Linked DNA regions of Homo sapiens: region 2 is linked to region 1. A link is a loop called in an ENCODE intact Hi-C map of the cell type or tissue named here. Cell type or tissue: PC-9. All regions are shown on one strand. Each heading gives the region's core, and the rest is flanking DNA. Links, peaks and the distances in the headings are about the cores only. Region 1 has its middle 27 kb from the start of CCSER1. Region 2 overlaps CCSER1 (coiled-coil serine rich protein 1).

Region 1 (12,446 bases), core at 2,470-10,469:
TATGTATATGGAGTGGTGTGGGGAAAGAACTGATTATTTGCATTTGACTCCATTTTTGCCTTCAACAGAACATAATTACAGTTATTTATAATAATAATATTAATATTGTTTCCATAGATACCTATTTCTGCATTTATTTGTTTCTAAATGGTGTAAGTGCTTTTCTCTGTTTTATGTCCCTTAGAGTTTGCTTTACAAAATTTATTATCTAGCTTAAAGAAAATTCATCATTTCTTCTAGATTTTTTTTGCCCCTTTTTCCCAGATAGAAGTTTCCTGAAAATTATACAGCAAAAATTTGAGAAACAATAGTTGGAATATATGTCTTAGTTAAAACAGAGTGCTTGATTCTGAAAAGGAGCTAGTGTTTGTTATTGTATTAATCTTCTCAGCAGCCAAGTGTGAGAGATACCTCTATTTGATAGATGAAAAACTGAGGTTTAAAGAGTAAGAAATCTATAGAAACAAGATTCAAGTTCAGGAGATGCAGCCTCCTGCCAAATTTGGATGGGGTACAGGTAAAGTTAAGATTAGGTTATTGCAGGAGGAGTGAAAAGTGAAACAAATGGGATGAAACTGAGGTTGGTTCTTAGAGTTGTTAATTGATAATATTTATTTCTTAAATAATGCTATAGTAAAGTTTAAAAAAACGCAGAACCCAGAAATTTCACTAGGCTAATTATGTAATTAACAACCAAATATTTATTATGAAGAATTTACTAACACTAGATCCCAAGTACAGTGTTTCTGTATTTTTTCTAGTTTAATAAGTGTTAATGGCAAAGAAACAATGAAGCTCTTTTAATTGTTTAGTGATTTCATTTCTGAATGGTGTATGCATGGTGTAAAGATTAGGGAATTAAGCTAAATATATATCTTTTTAAGATGAAAAAGACAAAGAAAACCTACTTTTCCATTCAATGACACAATCTTCCTTTAAATTAGAAAATGATAAATTTAAAGGCAGCCCCTTTTTTTCACTGGTTTGAACATCAGCAAACTAGGGCTTTGTTAGAAAAAATGATAATTGTAGAGGCTCCATCAATCCTGGAAAATGCTATTCTATTATCAGCATTCCAGCTAATTTCAGCAGTCAGCATAGAGTATGGGAAAGGTGACCTTGAATACTGTATCTGACAATCCTTGTTTGGAATATTTGCCAAACTCAACAAATTTCACGAAACTGAAAGCCAGTGCACACTGAATGGAAAAATTAGAGAATTCAAAGCAGATAAAACTGCTTTTCAGATCCCAATCAGTTCCCTTATCTCTCTTCTAGCTCCATCTCTAACTGCCAGGCCGATTCACTATCAAATCATCATTGTTTTCAGAGTCTCCTTTGCTCTCTCTTGTTCTCTTTTTTAATCACTTTTTATCATGACATCTAGTTTTATATGTTTATATAATGTATCACAGTTTCTACCATTTTGCTACTTTCAACTTCCTTTTTATTTCCCTTTGCTTTTTCCTAAAAGGCTTATAACTATCAACCCTAAAAAAGAGCCATATTTTAAGGAAATAGGAGCTAACGACAAAAACAAAAACAAAACCCATCAACAACCTTGACTACTGATTTATGATCATTTATCTAATCTAAGCACTTCACAAATTAGGTATGTTGGTCAAAGGAGCAGAGAATTCAGAGTTAGTGATTTTGCAGAGGTCTTATAACCTGACAGCACCTGTAACATGTAATACTTCTTCCACTATTGTACACTGATGTGTTTCATGGTTTAAAAGTCATAGAGTGACCTTACTGCTAATCCCATGCTTTCTAGTATTCTGTTGGTCTCGTATTATGTCCTATCATGAAAATCCAGAAATCACCTTTTGATAAAAATGAGACCTAGATTTGTGCAGAATCATATTTACTCTCTAAAGCTACTCTTGGGTTCTCTGTTTTAACGAATATCAGAGATCAGACAATCTACAGGGATGCCCTCCTTAAATCCTACTAAGAAGTCAGTCTTTTAGGAAAACTCTGGGAGTTTTGTGAAAATATAATTCCCTTACTGACACTGCAGGAATTGTAACATCTTGGAAAAAGCTTTTAAAAAATCTGCTTTTCTAGACAACAAATAGACTTGTGCTTCAAGGCATTCAAGATGGTCAGAAAGATCTGTTACATGCACCTAGTGGGAGCTTGATATATTCGGTGAGTGAATAAATAAAAGTGAAGGAATGAGTGAAATAAATGCATAGCTTGAGAAGTTGAGTAAATAACAGTTCATAAGGTGTTTGGGTTTTTCCTTAAGTAAGAAATGATTACATAACTCTTCCAGTCTGGCTCCTATATGATCTGACATGCTTATGTCCTTTGCAGCGAATGGATAGAAAGCCACCTTGGCATCTATACTCCATCTCTAGATGAAAGTCATACCACTCTACTCTGCTTGCTCTGAGCTCTTTACTTCCCATGTTCCTTCTCGTTTGACTGCTGTTCTCTGTTAACTTCAGTACTTAAGTACCTTGCTCCAACCTAGGCACCGATGTGTAGATTCAAGGTATATTTCTCAATATTTGCCCTCCAGCCACCAGAATTACATCACCAGAGAGGAATGACACCTTCCCCGCATCAGGTTCCATGATGAAATGAAACAACTGGGCCTGCTCCCCTCCTAGGAATTCCATTCTGAGGAGGGTCCAGGCCCTTACTCCTAAACCAGAATTCTCCCAGGTCTCTCCCTTTGTGAAAATTTTGAGACATGTTTTACCAAGCAAGATTAGCCATCAATATTGGGGATTTCCATGCATAATATTCATGACCAAACCTGAAAGTAAGGTTTATTTCTATGTTTTTATTATTTTTGTCAACAACTATTACAAATATATTTATTATTTTCCTCCTTTAAATTTCAGTCCATGAATATAGCTTTCTGAACTACTGAACAGGTATAATTATATGAATTAAGGTACTTAGCAAACAGATATGGATTCATATTTGTGAAAACCTAAATTTGGAGATGTCAAAATATAGAATATGGCATATTAAATCATATAAATTTTATATCATGCCTTTTTTTACTTCAGTTTAATTGGCTAGTATTTGGAAAGAAAATAACATTGTTCGTACCAGACCTTTCCATTTCTCTACACAAGATATTATATTGATTTATAGTTCATTGATGTTCATAAAGAGAAGTCCATTTCATCAATTATATGTTCCTCACATCTCTCCCAGGTAAAACTAATTTTACTTCCACTATAGATTATATTAAATCAATATGATCATTGTTTTATTTGTATGTTAAATTTCTGAACTTAGCATAAATTATCTAAATAGTACATATAACTATGAAGTACTGCCTTTACATAAAAAAATTTTGTTACCTTGTTTTTCATGTATTCAATAGGTTAGTCAAAGATCACATTTATAAAAACTAAGGAAAATGTATCTTATTTTAACAGGGAAAGATCTAACTACTAAAGACAGAGGCCCTTCCACAACCAAGAGTATGAATAATCCTTGAGTTCAATCTGTGGCTAACCCACTTTCTTGTGTCCAAATCCATAGCCTATGTTTCAGCATCAAAATTTCCCCAATTTAGAAAATGAGGTCAATAAAAACAGCAAAGTGTATACATTCATCCCACATAGTTTCAGGAATCCACTGCACAGTTTTTATTCCTGCTCCATCTGTAGACTCCTGTAACCAATTCTTAACATAATAATAAAAATAGAAAATACTTACTGAATGCTTTCTATTTGACAAGCACTATGGCAAGTAATTTACATGCATTGTTTCCTTTACTCGGACCATAAATCCATGAAGTATCTTTGATGATATTTTCATTTTATAGGTGAGGAAACAGTTGAAATAATTTGCTCAAGGCCCACAACTAGTACATGGAACTGAATACAAGTCTGTCTGATTCTAAAGTTTATTCTCTTAATCACTGCACTATATTTCCTATTTGTGAACATCATTACATTTCATAGTTTTTTAAATTCAGGGAATTAAATTTTAGAATCAACTTGATTCCAAAATCAAGTGAGGCTCCGTGACTTAGAGAGCCTTCCTTTCTCGGCCATTATTCCAGGAATGGTTGTCATTGAGTCAGAAGCAGGGGACAAGGGAGCATGTTTTATAATCTTCTGGGCTCACATTTTCTTCCCAAGTCTCCTATCACTGCCATAATTTTGAAGCATGAGTGTTTTTTGAATAATTTATTCAATTTCTAGAGTTCATAGTTTTTCAAATTAATTCTCATCACTTCTAGTGAGAGTATTGTTATCAAGTTAAAAGAAAAATCTAAATTGAATAAGAATCCTTGTAGGAATTGTAAGTAATGTAAAAAGGAATCATTTTCTATAAAACCCACTTAAAATAATAAATGAAGTTTCAAGCTACAATGCAAGAGAAAAAATCAGTTTTTGTGTGGTATGTGTCTGTGTTGACTTTGTAATTTTTCCAAATATGGTTTTCATAATTTTTGATACTCATAAGTATCTTCCTTATATTAGAAGAATATGGATGCACTGAGAAAAATGCATAAGACCTTAATATATCATATATAACACCCCTTTAATATATCATATACAATATCCAAGTTTGCATTTCCATCCTCAATTTTTTTATGATATCTGAAAAGAGTTTAATAGTTTCTTATTTGAGGGCTGCATTTTTTCCATAGAGAATATTCTATTAGGTAAGAACAACAAAATTATTATGTTTTAAAGTCACTTGGAGTGGTTCTCCTCTGTGAGGTTATGTCACCAAGTAAATACACTGTTATAATGTTTGATTATTACACTTTTCCTTAATTTTTTACAACCATGTATAATACTTACATGATTCCAAAATCAAATTAAAAATATATATATTCAAAGAAATTTAGCCTGTATTTTTCCCTTTATTCTCCTCTCTCTCTCCCCACTTGTAAATTTTATTTTTTGAAAAATCTACCTAATCTATTTTTCTACCTACATACTCTCCATTTTTGATAGATCATGATGTGTTAAACATACTTTTACCCATGTCAGAATTTTCATTTGTCTATTCTTGTAAAAATTTCATATATTTTTGAGATATTCTCTTTTTTTAATCCTCAATCTTTTTAAATAAAAAATTAATTGTTCTGTGGGTGTCAAATTTTAAGTGCAAGCTAAAAATAATTTATCATTATATATTTCATGTATAAAGAAGCAATTTAATGGTGGACATGGTGGTTCACACCTGTAATCCAGGAACTTTGAGAGGCTGAGACGGGTTGATACCTACCTTGTGTCCAGGAGTTCAAGATCAGCCTGGGCAACATGGCAAAACCCTGTCTGCAAAAAAATACAAAATCTTTATCAGCGCAAACAGACTAAGACAGTTTCCATTTGCATTGACAGGTTGGTGATGTTAAAAGGAAGATTTTAGTTACATTTACTTAATTTCTCAGCAGTATTTGATGCCATTTATAGAGAACCTACCATGTGCCAGGCATTATTCTATGTGCTTTACAAGTATTGACTCATTCACAGTAAATCATGATTTGATTGTAGTATACATTCTCTAAAATCCTTGGTTTCTATGTCATTATCTGGTTTATGTCTACCTTTCTGGCTACTCTGACACAGTCTCAAAATAGGTGCCTATTCTGCTACATTCCTCAATGTTTTTCAAGGTGTTATCAGCTTTTTCTCATATCACATTTCCTGCGCATCCTGAATGAGTTCATCTGTTCCCATAATTTTAATTTTTACTCCACACCATTTCTTCACCCCAGACACATATATGTAATTTACCAGAGAAGGTCTTTCCTTGAACATCCTTTGGGCATTTCATACTGAATATATTGGAAATGTTGATTTGTCATTACTTGCACTCAGTCTCCAAATATACTCCTGATTTGAAAAGTTGATGTAATCTACTCGTTTACCCAAGTCAAAAGCCCTGATATTTTAAGCGAATCTTTGTTCTTGATATCCTATATTCAATTGATTGCCAAGTGCCAATCATTATCTTTTTAATGTACTTTCCCTGAATATTATATTTTTATTTAAAATCTCTTTAATATATTTGTTGCCTTGAGCTCCTATAGCAATTACCTTAGTTCAGGCCACAATCACTGCTAGCATAAATTTCTGCCACAACTTCCTAACTAGTGTCTCTCATACCAATCTAATTTACTTTTCTGAAATGTAAGCCTAATCATAATAATTCCCTGATTAAAACCTTTTGAAATGCTTCCCGTTAAAGTCTAAAGCACAAACTTCTTAGGATGGCATAGAATGCCTTTATACATGGCCTCTGATTATCACTGTAGCTTCATTACTCTTGAAACCACCTTTGCAAAAATTGTAACAGTGAGAGAATTCTAACCTAACTGACTCCATCTTGCTTCTAATTTCACAGGTTAACTGTCCTTGCTCATTCCCGGGCACAGGCCAAACTAACTATGGGAGGAATTTAGTTTATAGCTTAACTGAAGTGAGGATAATAGTCTTTCCCAAGACAGACCCCCTCTGGGGACTGAAACCACCTCTGTAAGACTAATGAAAGGCCACAAGTTTAGGATTATGGGAAGGGCCTGAATTCTGCTAAGATGTGAACATAGCTAAACGATAACCAGCCATTTTTCCCTAGCTTGCTTACTGCTCAGGAGTCATGTGTCTGGAGGTCACAAGATTTTTGTAACTTCTGCAATTGCTCCTGTATATATCATCACTATTGTAAAACCTAAGACTGGTGTTTGAGATATTTTTCATACTTCTGCATTTGGGTAGACAAATGGATGCCACCTGGACCTGTGACTCATACCAAGGAGCTGACTCAACCCAGAGACTGACTGGGTGGGTATTACAGCACATGGAGACAGTTTGGACACTCCTATGGTTTCATCCTCAACCAATTAGCAGCACCCATTCCCTAGCCGTCTGCCTGCCAACTTATACTAAAAAGCCTAGCCCCCATGCTTTGGGGAAGGCGAGTTTGAGAAAAATCTCCCATCCTTCTTCAACTGCCTTGTGATAATTAAACTCTTTTTGTGTTGCAAGCCCTCTGTCTCAGTGAATTGGGGCTTTATCTGTGCAGCAGGAAGAAGAACCCATTGGGCTGTAACACTCCCCCAGTGGACTCTACTCTCAGCCCACATGAACCTATTGATAATCCCACAAACTACTTACAGTCCTTTCCTTATTTGCAAACTTTGCACATGCTGTTCACTCAGCCTTAAAACCTCTTCGCCATCTTTCCCCATTCCCTTGTCTGACTATACTACACTGTATTACAAACACCACTAAACACAAACACACACAGCATGACCACAGCCTTCTGGCTAGCTCCTAATGTTATTTCAAATCATCACATATCATATCCAAAAGCATCTCTCTAATTCTTCTAAGTATGGTTAGATGTCCCCTCTAAGTACTAAGTAGGAACTATGCTTTCTCTGCTTTACGATATAGTTTGGCTTGTTCTTATAACACAGTTAATGTTCAATAAATATTTGTGAAATGAATGTCTGATGCTGATGCCTGAATGTTCCTGAGATAGAGGCTTGTCATGGAGTGCCTGGAACTCTTTTCTAGCTGCATGCTTACTCCTGCTATTGAGTTTCAGGATTCTCGTACAATTTGAATAGAATACCTAGTTCCCAATGATTTTAAACTTTGTTCTTGTGTTCTTCTTGAGAGTTTCTGTGAGAAATTTGGAAGGGAAAATGCGCAATTGTTAGCTATTTGTATCATCTATAATTTGATTATGTTTTTCATACCCTTGTGCATTACTGAGCAATTGCTATGTGTGGCAGGTACTTTGAAAAGGTCATTTAAATGTTATCGATATAAGAAGGAAAAAGCCAAATAAAGTCATGTTCAGAATTGTGTGGCTTGGAATTAAGACTACTGTTTTCCCAGTTGATGTTAGCCAACTAACACAATTGGTTACAATTATCAAAACGGAATCAGGTGAGGTATCTGGCAAACACCATGCTAAAATAAACTCATTATGCCTATGGTAATTATTACATCTAATCCAGAAAAAACTATGTTACTACTGTTTCTTCTTTTAGGTGAGCCCTTTACACTTTCTACTTATGATTGCTGTTGCAAATGTTATTCCTTTTCTCCAAATACACTGCTTGATTTTCCAGTCTTTCATAGATTTTCATGAGTAATATTGAAAATAAACTGTGACTATCATATCATCAGGAAGCAGAAAAATGTCAATCCCCTCTGGAAACATCCCCTCACACACACACTCAGAAGTAACACTCTACCAGTTCTCTAAGTATTCCTTAATCCTGTCAAGTTGACAACTAAAATTAACCATCACACTGGGTATATAGCTTTTCTATGTTTTAAGGATGTGGAGACAAGGGTTTGAGGAGAATTAAGTTTACTAGAAACAATACCCTGAAATTTTTCCTAATTTTCTAGAATAAAAGGTAACTCCATACTTTGTATATAGTTTGTGCTTCCAACATACCCTGGGCACATCTCTGGCATTGTGTTTCTAAATTGTACTACGTATATCTTTTTATGTTTCTGTTTTGCTTATGGGACTTTGAGAATTTTGAAGAGAAAGCTATTTGTTATTCATCTTTATATCTCTAGTGACAATCTTATGCCTGGAACATATTTGATGCTCAACAAATTTTTACTGGAAAAAGTGGTAGAATATTTTTTACAAAGTTGGAGGCAATTTTTTTCCAGTTCACTATACAGTGCAGTATGATAGAAATGTCAGGCTTAGGGAACGAAGGAAAAGTATGAAACAACTTTGGTAGTGTTGAGCCATCCTTTAAGAGGATTAAAAGGAGAATCATGTGGCAGCATAATTACATTTTTCTTTGCATTATTTTCTACTAATTTTATGGGTGTAAATCTTATCTTCCAAAAATATTATTAATTATTGCAATAATCTCCTAACTAGTTTCTTTGCTCTGCCTTTGGCAGTTTATTCACAACCAAGCATGCAGAGAATCCTGTTAAAAATAGGTCAAAGAATATCACTCCTCTGCTCAAAACTCTCCAATTACTCCCTAATGATGCACAAGGTCTGACATAGGTGACTCCTCTCACTTCTACAACCTCTTCCACCCTGACTTTCCTCCTCTTCTCCTAGCTCACTCTGCTCTGAAACTCTGATGTCAGGTGTGGTCCTGCATCAGGGCATTTGTCCTTGGAGTGTCCCTCTCTCTGGAAGAGTCCTCCTCTAGAAATCCTGTGCCTTTCTCCTTCACCTCTTTCAGGTGCTGCTATAATTTAAATGTATGCCCTCCAAAATTCAGATGTTGCCAAGGTGATGATGTTGAAAGGTGTGGCCTTTGAGGTGTGCAGGCCGTAAGGAATTCTCCCTTGGAAAACAATTTAGGCCCTTATAAGAGGCCTCATGCAGCATTTGACTCACTCGGCCTTCTGCCTTCTGCCATGTGAAGGCACAGTGCTCCTCCTCTCTGGATGAGGCAGGGTCAAGGAGCCATCTTGGAAGTAGAGAGCAGCATTCACCCAACAATGGTACCTGCTGGTCCCTTGATCTTGGACTTCCCAGCCTCCAGAACCTTGAGAAATACATTTCTTTTGTTTATAAATTACCCAATCTCAGGTATTCTGTTATAGCAAACCAAACAGAGTGTGATAGGTGCTTACTCAGACATGAGCATTTTGGTGAGGACTCCCTTTACACCCTGTCTGAATCACCACAAACTCTAGGAGAGCCTCTCCCATACACATGTGTTTTCCTTACCATGTGCCTTCTTACTTTTTCTTGGCATTATCACTACCTAACAGATTCTGTATTGTACCTATCTTTCTTTTTGTTGTGTCATCATAAGGGAAAGGATCTCAGGATTTTGTTTTTTCTTTTATTTATTTTTCACTGCTATAAATTCCAAACCTACAACAGTGTCTGGAACTTGGTAAATGTGTTGGTTATTGTCATGTGTTGACTTAACTGGGCCATTGGAGGCCCAGATAGCTGGTTAAACATCATTTCTGAGTGTGTCGGTGAGGGTGTTTCCAAAATAGATTAGCAGTTGAATTGGTGGACTGAGTAAAGCAGATGGCCCTCCTCCATGTGGATGGGCATCATCCAAACCCTTGAGGGCTGGAAGAGGATAAGACGTTGAAGGAAGGCTGGATTTGCTCTCTGCCTGACTGCCGACCCAGGGCATCACTCTTCTCCTGCCCTTGGTGCTCTTGTTTCTCAGGCTTTCAGACTCAGACTGAAATCTAAACATTTAGCTCTCTGACTCTCAGGGCTTTGAACTACACCACTGTATTTCCTGGGTCTCCAGCTTACAGAGGACAGATAGATCATAGGGCTTCTCAGCTGCCATAATCATCTGTGCGAATACTTTATAATAAATATGTGTATGTATGATATACATATACAACTAACTATATGTGTATATATGCATATATTTATGTGTGTATATATATACATGCACACATACACATACAGTTAGTTCTAATACAGTAGACATTTAAATATGGTTGAATTAATGGAAAATAAATAAATACTTGATATAGATACTTTTTATTTTGACCTTCTGTGTTTTCCAATATCATTGTCATTTCTATATTAAAATGTATCTTCAAAAAAGAAAAGTGGTTCCTACATTGACATATGGAGGAAATGTCTTATGAGCATGAATCTTAAATACCGAAACTAAAATTTCTCAAAGGATTTATTTTTTGCAAAGCCAATATGAATAAAATATTCAATATTGAGTAAGTAATGTAACATTTTCTATACCCCAGACTACTGACTGGCCTTTTGAAGGAAATACTTTTCTTTTTAGTAGATTAATCCTAAAGAGTGTTTCTGTCTAATATATATGAACATTTCCTTTATAAAGAAAATTTCAAGTGTAGAACACCAGAGGAGCAAAACCATTAACAGTGAAATAGCTATCTTTAAAACTGTCATAGAATATAATATACCCCTGAAGAACTTCACAAAAAGAGCAAAAGCATTGTTAAATATTCTTTTTTTAACCAACAAACAATGTACCATGCTAAACACTAAAATGTAAGGCAATGTCAAGACAATGACAAACGCCTTTGAAAATTTCATCTGTTTTCCAAGACACTACATGATTTTCCAGTTTATCATAGATTTCACGTGTGCCATGAGAATCAGTTGTGACCACCCCATCGTTAGATAAAGGGCCGCAAACTGGCAGCTGACAAATACATTGGGATGACTTCCAAAGATTCCAGAAAGAAAGACTTAACCCACACCCTGGCACAACCACCACTCTGGCTAGCGTGCGCAAAGAGGAAAAGACTGTAATTGAGTAAAGCTTGATTCGACTTCCTGAAGTAGTCCAAAGAGTTTTTAAAATGAGCAAATGAGGGAAAACACATAAATAGTAAGGGCTGGAGTCAGGCTAGGTGTCTCTGTCTGCAGGTCTTTATGCCTTTTTAACATTTGTTTGTTACACCTTCTGGATAATGAAATCAAGATGTGCATTCCTTCTAAATACCTAATTGTAGTCTGTGACCTCAACCTGGTCAACAATCAAACCCTCTACCCTCAACCAAACAAATGTAAACCCTTTCAGAACAAATGTGCCTTTGAGCCAGAAAGACCTTTAACAATACTGTGCAGAGTTATTTGATGCCTGCACGGCTGAATGTTAGTCATCAGTGCAAGAGATTAACCCCTGTCCTGCTTCCTCAGATAATGGCAATGTTGAAGTAATTTGTTCCACCATTTTGATAAACCCCTTGGTTTAGTTCAATCCCCCTACATAATCAGCACATTGCTTGAAGCACATGTACAGTTAATATTGGAGCTATTTTCCAGGCCCAGAGATGACACAGATCAGGAAAATGGAACAATATGTGTGTCGGCGTACTTAACTGCACTTAACTCTTTTTAGCATGTATATGCGAGTGATTTTTTATATTTTTGCATCAAATATGAAGATATTTCATGGGAAATTTTCATTGTTTTGCTTAAATATTACTGGTTTTTACTTAAGCTATCATTTTCTCCTTTTATATTTATTCGGTTTCTGTCATTTTTGTGTATGTGTGTGGGGAGCAGAGGATGGGAATCAAGTTGATACTCTGTAGTCTACCTGAATTTCAGAAGTACTATAGAAACTAAAATTTCATGAACCACCAGAAAATCATATTTATATAGAGGAAACAACTTCAAAATATAAAATCACTTTCATTTAGAAAAGTGTCATTTTTTTAGTACTAGAAAAATCATTTCTTTATTCTAGTCTTCAAACGTAGCAATTATGAATAATCACCCTCCTCATATATATCACTCATCTCCTACTCTGCCCTGCCACAATTCAGATTATGACAGGAACTAGATGTCATTTTGAATAAAATAAAACCTACAACCATGTAAAGGTGCCTGGAAAAAACAGTCTCTCAATTAAAAACCTTGTAGGAGAAATATGTCTGGTAGTTGGTGCTTTCAGGAAAAACCTACTTATTACTTTAGTGAATTCCCGGATGTGTCTGAAGAAAGCCGCATTAAGCTGAAATAGA
Region 2 (12,446 bases), core at 2,875-10,874, 84 kb before region 1:
CATATAAAGTTTATATTTCTGGTAATATTTTTATGTCATATGAGCAGAGTTTCAAATTTTCTATTTTCAAGTTGCTGCTGATGATAATAACCATTTTGTTCCAAGTACTAGGAAGAAAACCTTGGTGCCAATTAACAGCTGCACCTAGCATCTTGCCCAAAGAAGTGTTCCTTCCTAATCACATAAAAGAGCTGACTAGGGATGACAAAGTAACCAGATGGCAATTTGGCAAAGGCAACAAATGCAGGCCAGAACTGGCCTTAGGGCAAGTGGAATCCTATCACTATTGTCTGGGAACAAGTGGCCAAGAATAGCCTGTCTTTTAAAGTTTGTAAATTTATGTTTGTTATCAAGCTCACATACATACAAATATTCACAAATCCATGAAAGCCCCGGTGGTGTTAAAATGTGAGGAGGAATATTTGAGAGCTGAAAATGAAAATGCTTTGTCCTTTAGTGTAAGTAAAAAAGTAGCAAAGATTTGTAAGCAATTACATGCATCCTGATGAAATCTCTATTCTGACCTTGACCAGTTTTTTGTGGATAATTTTACCAGCAAGAAACAACTACTGTGTTGGTTCTTAAAACAACAATGTACAATTCTTTGAGCTTTCTGTACAATGCCTGTCCCAGGACTCATGACAGAGCAGATTATACTTTTCATCTTGAATGCAAATATGCCTGAAAATGTTCATATTTATTTTTTGGGAGGACTCCTTTCTCTAGTTAGCATCTGACCCAGAGCTGGATGGTTGAATTCATTATTCTAGATGCGCCTGCTAAGTCACATGGCATTTCTGTACTTCAGTTTCTCGACCAACTGTAGTTATCACGCCTCAGAGCCAAATCACAATGCATAAATGTTTAATCCTCTGCAGTCTCATGCCGCTATCAGAATGACTATGCCAGAAAACCTTTTATTGTTCCACAAACAATAACAAAATGCAAGTAGATATTAATTCTATCCCACATCTTCCTTCTCTACTGGTATCTGTAAATATCCTGGGTCTCCAAACTAAACTATATGCTTTACACTTCTTTCTCCTAGTAAACAACAAAACTCATACTATATTGAAAATATGCCTTTCACCTCTTACCACAATATTTAAAGTTAAACAGACACACATAGCTTTTCTGTTAAGAAAATATCAGGGATAAAATTGTAAGAATGCTTAATGAAGAAACTAAACGTTTAAGAGCTCCATGTGTTGGCTATTCAACTGCAAAAGTAAATAGGTATATGTTTTTGTATATAAGGCAAATACACAGAGAAAGGTAGAAAAAACACAAATTCTGCAGGATATAACAGGATAAGAAAAAAGGAACATTACGAATATTAAACACAACGTCTCTATGGTATATATATGTATATATACATACATATATACACACATCTATATATATACATACATACACACATCTATATATACATATATACACTAAACATACTTGCGCACATCCATATGCTCAGTGCACGTCATAAGCCAACTGTCTCAGACTTGGAATTACAGAGCTGCAAGGGGCACTGAGAGGTCATCTGAGGAGATCCTTTCCTTTAGGCAGTTTAATGCTTAAACCATCCAAAGACCTGACTATCTATTCTATATTTAGAACTCTCTAGGGTTGGGGATTCATTACAGACCACATTGTATTGTACTTGTAATAGACTCAGAGGTGCCTTTCTTGACAAAACCATATTTCACAGATCCTTGGTCTGACGGGCTTCTATGAGTACCTTCTAAATACATACTTCCTTCCTTCTCGTGACAACATGGCAGCTAAAGGACTTAAGTTTTACATGAAAACGCAGTCAAAGAGTTTAAAAAATACAGACCTGTACATAAAAATGACCTTAATTTTTGCAACCCTGCTGTCAGCCACAGTATAGCCATCCATTTCTAAAGCCCCTGGGCTAGCCCTAGGCAAAAATATAAAGAAACTACATTTTTTCATATCTACACCCCTCAAGTCCTCTTTATTGTGTGTAGCAAACTTCTCTTGCCATTAGTTACCAATGCTTAATCAGGTTCATCAGATTTTTTTCTATTCCCATAGTAATAGTCTCCTATCCTAATTCTTATTCACTCAGGTCACTTCTCTTTGAAGAGTGTTAATATGAAATATACTAATCCAGGATAAATATGCAAATATGGTTGAAAATGTTCATATTTATTTTTTGGGAGGAGTCCTTTCTCTAATTAGCATCTGACTCAGAGCTGGATGGTTTAATTCATTATTCTAGATGCGCCTGCTAAGTCACATGGCATTTCTCAGGATAAGATATTAAGAAGGAGCTAATGGAGTAATATTAACATTTCACAAAACTATAGTTTCTAGTTGTACTAAAACTTAGTATGTAAATTTAGTATGTAAAACTTAGTATGTAAGACTTAGTATGTAATTGGTATACATACTAAGAAGTCCAGAAAATAATTGGTTTTGATATTTTCACATTTCAGCATTTATTTGGTAATCTTCTAAGTAGTGGCTCTGCAAAATTCAACCCTACTTTTAAACTCTTGGAAGACTTCTTAATATAAGACTACAATGATAGAAGCTACATTAAAGTCTTATTCACAAAGAATACTGAAAAATATATACTGATAATAAAACAGTGAAGATATGACTGCTACTATATATTTTTTTAAAAAATCCTTTAACTCCACTATCTCAATGTTGAACTTAAATAAAAATAAAATTAAAAGATACCCTAGAGGAATATACATTAGTGCCCATACCTCATAACCCAAGCAGGAATGTGAAGTTGGTGGTATGGGATGAGCAATGGAGAAGAGTGGAAAGTGGGAAGAATAAGTAACAGAATTTAAAGAATTGTTTAAACACGTTTCTTTTGCCAAGAAATACTACTACTTAACTGCTTCAAAAAAGTAAACCAATCTAAAAGGAGGCAATGAATATACGTGGTAGGAAATTGAAAAGCTTTCTTTCAGCCATGGTTTTCAGTCTCAAGAGCACAAAGAGCTGAATTTTAGCCAATTTTCTGACTGTTTTTTTGTTGTTGATGAGCTTGCTTTTTCTTCTGCAACTGTTTCTAATGTCTTCCAAAAAGAAAGGACGAAATTAACTCTTTTATTTGAAATTGTGTATCACATGATCAGTAATTACAGATACAAAGCCTTTTCATCTTTAAAAATATCACCAGTCCTTCAAGACACTATATTCATCTGTGGTGTTTACTCATATTTATCATTCTCTCCCTCAAAGCAAAGTGAGACAGAATAAGAGGAACCAAAGTATTATAAATGACATTTTTTAAAATAGCAAATAGATGTTATAAATAGAATGTCATTTCCAGTGCAGATTTCTTACAAATGTCTTAAGCCAAGTTTAGAAAGCATTCTTCGCTGTGGCTCAAAAAAACCCTAAAATTTTAATTGTAGCTTCCACAGCAGCCAATTAGAGAATGTCATGGTTCGATGGTGCCAGGATATGTTTATGAGTGTTTAGTGGATACAGAATTGAGTTTGTGTGTGTGTGTGAGTGAAATCCGATAAGGGAGGTAATTACCATCTACCACAAGGTATGATTTCAACGGTGGCCAAAAAAAAAAAAAAAAAATAGCTACTGTATTTTATCAAATCTACAATGTCATTGATTTTAAGACATATGATTATTTTATGCATCACTAAGAATGAAATAAAAAATGCCTCCAATCTATGATGCAGTGTTTTTTAATCACACCAATTTTAAGAATGCATTCTTGTTCTCAGAGATGTTAAAATGTGAAAAAAAAATCTAACATGGTATTTCTCCTAAGTGATTTGTCAACAGGTTTTGGATACTCACAGAGTCATGTCTTTAAATAAGGTTAGGATTCTAAAAAGCCCTTTTAAAATGCAAACATTTTACCCAGGAGGTGCAGCACATTAAGCCATTAACAGTCATTAAGATGCATTAATCTATTAGCAGTCATTAAAACTGTAAAGAATATTAATTTATCAGATTATCACAGCAAAGATGAAAGGGAAAAACGATGCAGAAAAAGATACCAAGAAAGGGTAGATGCTCAACTTGTACACTTTATTAGGGTGCAACACAAAAGAGGCCTTGGTTACACTACACCATGGGGGGGAAAAACCAGGAAATCACAGGCAGCAAAGTGACAGTTTATGGACACAAAGCACAGAGAAAGAGAGGAGCAAAAAACAAACAAAAAAATAGAAAAGGAAAAAGGTACACTTTACAGTTTTTACCTATATTCTAACCTAAAGACAAATTAGAGATTCATAGGCTAAAGGAGGTACCTGTTAAGAAATCACATTTCTATTAAGGCCTCAAGGAATATTTAAAATGGGGATTTCCTAATGATAGTTGTAAGTATACATTTCGTTATACAATATCATCATATTGGTAAATGATAAGTACTTTGTTCTCTGTACTGAGAAGCAGTTTACTCATTTATGGTTTCTAATTCATATGTTATGATCAGTGACACCTTTTCTCTCTTTAAGGCTTCAGACAGACACTGATGTAGATGAAAATGAATCACAGTATTTGCTTTTGATACTAAGAGCAGGGTTCAAAAAGTCACCCAGGGTTAAACATCTTAGGTTTTATAAACAGCTGTGCCACTGATTTCCTGCAAGACCTATTGAAATGATTTAACCTTATCCCACAGGAGTATAAGAACCTGACACATATCTCTTGAGGGTGGCAGTAAGCACTTTTATTTTATGAGAGAAGGGACACATAAAAATATGTAATGTGCCTGGGACCTAGAGCAAGTCTCTTAACTCTTTGGCTGCCTCATATCTAAAGTAGAACTGCCCAAAGACAGCATCCTAACCAGATTATTTCTTGGTGATCAAGATCCAAGATTTATTGTTCTGTTCCACTCCTAGACAATGCAAGATAGTTGAGAGCTGTTGAATACATTATTCCCTGAAAGTAGGCAATTTTGTAACTCAACATGAAAATGCTTAATTGTGAGGAACCTAATGTGGCACAATATGAATTGCAATTCAATTCAGTGAACGCACTGAACACCTGCCATCAAAAAAGTACCATGTTATCTGTGTTAGATTGGTCTCTAATGAGGGATGTAGTAATCCTTTGTGAAAACAAAATATCTTCCATTGATAATAATGCCTCACTTCCTTGAAATTGTTGTAGAAAGCACAGATAAATATTTTAAATTTAATTACATATTCAATTGTCAAAATCATTTCATTGTAGACATTTTCAGTAGAGAGATTTATATACTGTATTCAAGTATAATCCATTAAACAAGACTAATATTTTGCTTGAGGACTGGGGACATTATTCATCTCCATCCCTCTTGTCTTTCAGAATGGAAGGGCATACAGATAACAGTGGCATATGTTTTATGTCAGCACTTCCTCCTTATTACTTTATTATCAGCACTGGTACCTTCTTTAGGTCTCAAATGAGATGCTTTCCCTAATCACAAGGCAGACTTACTCCTCTGTTCATCACGTATCCATATTGTACATTTGACTTCTTTTTCAAAGATCAATATTGAAAATCAACATTTAAAAATTATTCATTTAATCATGTTTCTCATGTCTGCCTTTCAAGTACTCAACTAGGGAGGAGGCCATGTTCATTCTTTTACCTCCCATGAGTGATGACAACTTTTATCTCTATAATAGTAGGCTGCCAGAGAAACAAATCAGTCAATAATATGTAGGAGGTCCTCAGAAGGCATCTGTTGAATGAATGCAGGTTGAAATAAAGGTCCAGGGAAATAAAAAGCAGTTTCTCCTCACCAAAGATTGTAGATCCCTAATCCGCACATATTGTGAAGGTGTGAATGTACCTTCTCATGCTCTCTTCAGGTCGTTCCTTCACTCAATACTGCTGACTCTCAGATACAACAGCGAGTGACACTGATGGGAATACTGTCCTCACATGGGCTAGAGACGGATGGTGATTATCCTCACTCCTATTCCCTAGGTCAAGGTAATCCAAATTCTTGTCAAAACCCTAAGGAATATGGAAGTTTTGGCACAGAGGCAGGAATTGTTCCTTTCTTTTGTATCCAACTATGTAGAAAATCTAGAACTGCAGCAGTCACTGTCATTTCAGGCTGGCAGGTAAAGCACACTATTCCTTTAGGTATGGAAAGTTGCATTTCCTGTTCTCCCCTCTCTGCCCTCACATTGTCTCCACTAAGATCATCACCACATTGCCATTCCTTGTTTCAGAGTTCACACTTCTCACCCCAGGAGTCCAGAAACTATGCCAAGTGTTTCACACCATCTGCAGGCTGAGCAAACACTTTACCTGGTTAAGTTCAGAACAATTGCACCAAGTTTTCACTTTTCTAGCAGTTAATTTGAGTTGTATGTTTAAAATGTAGCATGCTCTCATTTTTATTCGATTAATAAAACCTTTCAATAAAATACTGCTACATGTTCAGTCTGTTGCACTGTCTCTTCAAAATATCATTTGTCTGAGGTTCTACTATCAGCTTCCCTACCCTCCATGCTCCAGCAATATTTTTTAATGGACACCTAGGTACAACTCTCTAAAGAAAAATTTTAAGAAGTCAGTCAGATCTTCAGCCATCCCCACCGAACATTTTGGTGTCACTTAGAAACTTACTCTTTGGTGCAAATCTTTCTGCCAACTCCCAACAGGGGCTGCTGACAGATCAAGATGCTATGGGATTGGCCAGTACTGTGTTTTGCTTCAAATGAGAGCCTTCTTGTCTATTTCTTTTTACCTCAGTATTGTGTTGTCTACTCTGTAACATGACAATCAACTAATGTAATAATAAACTAGGCACAAACTTGTCACTTTCGAGCCATGGCAAAATGTCTTACAGGTTTCAAGACATATATTCACAATTTAACAGAATCTCCTCCCCTAGGTGCTATTTCTAGACTAGTGCTAGATACTTCAAGCACACAGCAGTCACTGGGGAGATATTTCCATTTTGATATGCTTTATGATATTTCTCATAATACTGTTTTCTCTTTGTAGAGGGGGGCACAAGCAACATACATCTAAAATTTTATGGTATTATTTATTTATTTGTCCACCTTTAGCTGACAACTTATTGTATAGATAAAATCTAAATGAAACTTCTCAAATTAACAAATAATTACTCTAAAAAGGAAGTTCACTCAAATATTTGGGAAAATATCCTTCAAATATATTTTCTGCAGTGAACTGAAATTGTCCTTAACACTGCCAGATTGTGACAATAGAAAGAATTTAATTTACAATGATTACTAGTGTTGTCTGTACAACTGCCTTTGAGGTAAAAAATCTAGTCAGAGAAAAAGCTCAAGTCAGACTATAGCTGAGTGAGTACCTTTTCAGAGTTATTATAACATAGTTCATTGTTCATTATTTGTTCCACTATCACATGCATTCTTGCACGAGTGTGTGTGTGCATGCATGTGTGTGTGCACTGTGGGAGAGCAGCACTGATAGCCCTTCGTAGGGAAAGTAAGCAATATCAAAAGGACTCCACCCAGAGGTAACTTCACTAAGTTGTTATGATTCCAATCTCATCTGCCAACCTCCCCACCCTTCTCCTTTTATAAAATGCAAATAAACCATTATAGACTTTGTACCTAAACCTTTATCAGGTTTCACTGGTAGTAAGGAATTAGTTATTACCCCTGCAAGATGGTTAAAACCGGATACAGGGTTGTGTGTGTGTGTGTTTGGAGGTCATAGGGTGATAGGAATTATATGAATGGGAGGAAAGCTAACAAGGGAATTAAGACAAATTTCATCTACTCTGTAATTTTGTTTATAAAGAATAATGAATATTTTACTCAGCATCATCTTTAGATGGCATCATTTAAATATTTCCTCAAGGTCTACCAATTTTTCAGAAGTTTTCTATTTCAGAATAATTACAGAAAAATCATAATTTATGTTTCTCCTTATACCATTATACCAATTGAGAAAATTGAGGAGATAAAACTGAGATAAAAGAGAAAATAAAAAATATTTTTGTGTGTAATTACAAATGGATGTCCTTCATTTCAAAAACAATTTAAAATCTAATATAATTTAATTAAATATAATTTTATTAAAGCAAATATCAGTAAAAAAATAAAGGTAATACCCTTTATTAAACCATTTTTTAAACTGTTCTTCCATTCAAGTGTCAGAGACAAATGCAATTTTCCTTCTGGATAAAGGTATTAGTTAGGTGTACATTTCATCAAAGTGTTAGGTGTAATATTTACTTTTTCAAAAGTCAATCTTTCCTCTGAGCTTCTATTGTTTCCTTAAATTTTCCTTTCCAAAATAGAGGGGAACTACTTTTACTAAAAATTATTCAATGATACAAAATTATCTGCAATTGCCTAAATAAGAAAAGCTTTAATAATTAGTCAATTCTTTTCCTGAAAAATTAGCCTCAGACACTGTGGCTGTTACCATTATCCACATGTAACTCTCTGATAATATAACAACATATCCTGTAATGCTTCCTTCACCACTGAATAAAGCAAATTGACTATAATATCTAGAGAGACATCGGTAAAGAATAACACAAAGACTGGTCCTACTGCTTCTGGGCTAACAACAATGAAAAACAATAATTGCTCTGATTGAACCAATTTTGCTTCCTAGAAAATTCCATTCATCATAATCATACATAACCTAATTTCTATTTTTTAGGTCAAATAAAATGAGTCAAATCAAAAACAACTGTATTCTAGTGTTTCAAAACCATAACTCTTATTTTCCAAAGTATAAGAAGTCATATTTCATAATAATTAGACAAAAGCAATTCAATTTCACCCTAAATTTAAGAAAAAATATAAAGTTAAAAACAATTTATTTGTAGTACATAATTAAAGTTATCTTTAGGGTTTTTTCCAACATTAATATAAAAACCTTTTTCTCAAAAACATCTGAGCATCAAATCATTCTTCTTTTCCTCCACACAAATTAACTGTGCCCACAGCCTCTACGTACAACTAACCAGTTATTGCCTTTATGACCTCTTACTGTATCCCAAATCCTATGACCCAAACCATCCTCCATTTTTTCTAAATCCAACCCTTAGATGTTTACCAAATGACTTCTTTTATGGGCTGTGGCTGTCTCACACTCTCAGAGGACTGGGCAAAGTAGAGAAAGACAGATAAAGGCACCTCAGTCAGCTGACTCACCAGCTGAGTGTCTGCTCTACCAGCCCAGAATATTTCTTTTGTCAGTAAATCTAGAAGCTACCACTGGGTCTGCCAATTCACATCTTGTTCAGGCTGGCAATTACTGGGAAATTTAATTTTTTAATCAAAAAGTTGTTCTTTGAAGTTTCAATCAGGGAAAATAAAATTGAGGAGCCTCTTGGAACCATGGAAAATGCATATTAACGACCCCTGCAACTGTTCCTCTGTCTCACTATTTTGCTTTTTCTTTTACTTTTTCTCCTGTTTCTTTCTTAAATATTATTTTTACCCCTTTCCTTCCATTGTCCTCTCTTGAGATGGGTTGCAAATGGGAAGTAAAAGCAAAAAGGGAGATGAGAAATACTGATGCCTTTTTGTCTGGCTTACTTCCATTCGCATGTCAAGTCCATCCATGTTGTAGCATGTACCAAAAGTTCATTACTTTTGCATTAACTTTTGTATATCATATTGTGAAAATTTTTCCCTTGACAACAAAACTGACATTTTATATGAATTAAAATTACTATGACCACTAGCTGATTATTATCAAATGCTTACTTTGTACAAGGAAATTCCTTTTTTTTCTTCCAATTTCTATTTTAGTTGCAGGGGGTACATGCACAGGTTTGCTCCATGGGTAAATTGTGTGTGCCACTGGTTTGGTGTACAGATCATTTTGTAACCCAAGTAATGGGCACAGTACCCAAACAGGTAGTTTTTCTATTGCACCAGGAAGTTTTCTAAATGTTTTGAATGTATCAGCTCATTTGACCTTCACAACAACACATGAAGTAAAGATTACTGTTATGCTCATTATATATATATATAAAGAAATTGAGACAGAAAGAGTCTAAATAACTTGCATAAGCATATCTAGCTAGTAAACAGTAGAGCAATTATTCAAACTCGTATAGTCTAGTACTCAACCTATAGTCTTAGCAACAACATGCCTTTTACATTATGATGTTCATTTTGAAGTGTTATTTGTTGTCGAAGCCATGAAATATTTACTGAATATCTATATACAGGTATTCCCTGTCTCAGTTTTTCAAGCCTTAACAGGAGTGATACTTATTCATAAGATGGTGAGAGGGTAGATGACTGAGAGAATATGCTAATTCTGTGATTCAAAATAGGATTTTTAAGAAGGTGGCTCATCCATAATAATGAAGTCACAGAGGGAAGAGTTTTAGACAGGAGATAAACAAATTTTTTTTTTTTGAGACAGAGTCTTGCTCTGTCACCCAGGCTGGAGTGCAGTGGTAAAATCTTAGCTCACTACAACCTCTGCTTCCCAGGTTCAAGCGATTCTCCTGCCTCAGCCTCCCGAGTAGCTGGGACCATGGGTGCCTGCCACCAGGCCTGGCTAATTTTTGTATTTTTAGTAGAGACGCGGTTTCACCATGTTGGCCAGTCTGGTCTCGAACTCCTGACCTCTAGCACTCCACGCACCTTGGCATCCCAAAGTGCTGGGATTATGGGCGTGAGGCACCGCATCTGGCCATCAATTATCTCTTTACTCTTAATTTCAAGAGTTGCTTTATGATACTTCAGAAAGTTTGTTCCAACTCTAAAAAACTGTCTGCAGTTAGAAGTCTTAAAAAATGCCTAAAAATTATCTTTAGTTATCGTTTCTCCACTAAACATAACAAAAGCAAAATATAATTTATATATATATATATATATATAACTACATAAGCAATACATACATCAAACTCCAACAACTTCCCTGTTTTACAAAATCAAATACGTTTATAGGAAAAAGGTTTATAGCCATAAGAAAATTTAGTCTATTTTTTAATCTTTGTCTTTTCTGTCCTATCATACATTAGGAGTGCTTCAACTTTCCTTACTTATTGCTTATTCATTTTAGATATGTCCTATATTTTTTAAAGAGGCCATAGGCACAAAACCATGAAAGTTCCAAATCCGCATAGAAACAAAACCATGAAAGGTTCTTAAGTATGTTTGTAATTACACCAGCTAGAAATGGTACAGTTTAATTGAGTAAAGGGAAATTATGTTAAGCATTCAGGAAATACTTTCTAATAAAAGCATCAGATTGTGTAAAAACAAGTTAAGTTACTGGACATCCACAACTAGAACCACTCGAGGAAACTGTTAAAATATTTTTAGTGATGGCTCACGCCTGTAATCCCAAGGCTTTGGGAGGCCAAATTGAGAGGATCTCTTGAGGCCAGAAGTTTGAGACCAGCCTGGGCAAAACAGCAAGACCCTCTCTGTACAAAATTTATTTTCAAATTAGCTGGGCATGGTGGTGCACAACTATAATCCTATAGCTACTCTAGAGACTGAGGCAGGAGGATCCCAGGAGTTTGAGGTGAGCTAGGATTATACCACTGCACTCCAGCCTAGGCTACAGAGAGTGAGACCCTGTCTCTAAAAAATAAATTAAAAAAAAATTATACTTCGGAAAATATCTTGCACATGTTGGAGACATGAGGACATGCAGTTAGATAACTCTCCATTCCTGCCATATTACCTATGTATTCCATATCCTATCCTTAGGTTATCTCTGGGCTATATCCATTTTCTTCTTCTTTAACTTTACATTTTCCTTCTTAAACACACAATATCAAGAGCTTTCACTCAATTATTTTCTTCGACCAAAGAAAACTGATTTTACTTGATCTAATTGTTCCTCCAGTGTCCCAGAGTACTATTTTATTTACAATATAAAGCAACAGCTATATAAAACTAACTAGAATCACTTCCTACACCAGCATCACCAGAAGTCTGATGATCTCCAGAAACCAAAAAACAATCTCCCTGAGGATGTATGGTGTGTGTTTTTGTGCATATATGTATGCGTAAGTTTCTCCTTTAGGATAAATGGTGAAAAAAATCACCTTGGACATTCAATGTTTATTTAGCCACTTCCAAAGATTAATATTTATTCATCCACCAAAACAATTCCACATTTGCGGAGCATATCATATAGAATTTTATTGAAAAATATGAACATGCTTTATATGTCCATAATTTAATCACCACAAACTTCTCGCCTTAGGAGCAAAATGATCAGTTCATGAGCCTTGAAAGAATTACAATTATCTTTCAAGAATGTACTATTGTTCCCTTACTATTGTTGTCATTTCAAAAGTCCAGCATATTCATGTGGTATGGTTTATCATCTCCCCACCTGCTTTTCTCATATACCGAATTCTAATGAATTATTCCTTATAAGACAACCAGCACGCTCATTAACACTTATTTATATTCAATTTTCCCTAGTAAGGGCACATAATAATATAATAAATGTCACATTTGGAACTTCGAGTTTTCCAGCAAAGCCTT

What was found. A loop is a pair of places that touch in the nucleus more often than their neighbours do. Peaks named below come from ENCODE experiments on the same cell type or tissue, not always from the same donor. Only the 100,000 strongest peaks of a DNase experiment are listed, where the experiment ranks them.
Region 2: a loop joins it to region 1, with 28 times the contacts of the local background. A loop is called at or near these places in 1 of 110 quality-filtered maps.

What each region holds. Positions count from the first base shown.
Region 1 is chr4:90,094,294-90,106,739 of GRCh38, reverse strand. No RefSeq gene overlaps it. Among named protein-coding and RNA genes, the nearest start is that of CCSER1, 27 kb to the left of the region's middle. In PC-9, for the core only: no CTCF peak of the experiment used is centred there; no DNase peak of the experiment used is centred there.
Region 2 is chr4:90,178,492-90,190,937 of GRCh38, reverse strand. The region is part of intron 1 of CCSER1 (coiled-coil serine rich protein 1); the gene reads right to left. Among named protein-coding and RNA genes, the nearest start is that of CCSER1, 57 kb to the right of the region's middle. RefSeq lists an enhancer at 5,884-6,387. In PC-9, for the core only: no CTCF peak of the experiment used is centred there; a DNase peak (open chromatin) is centred at 6,137.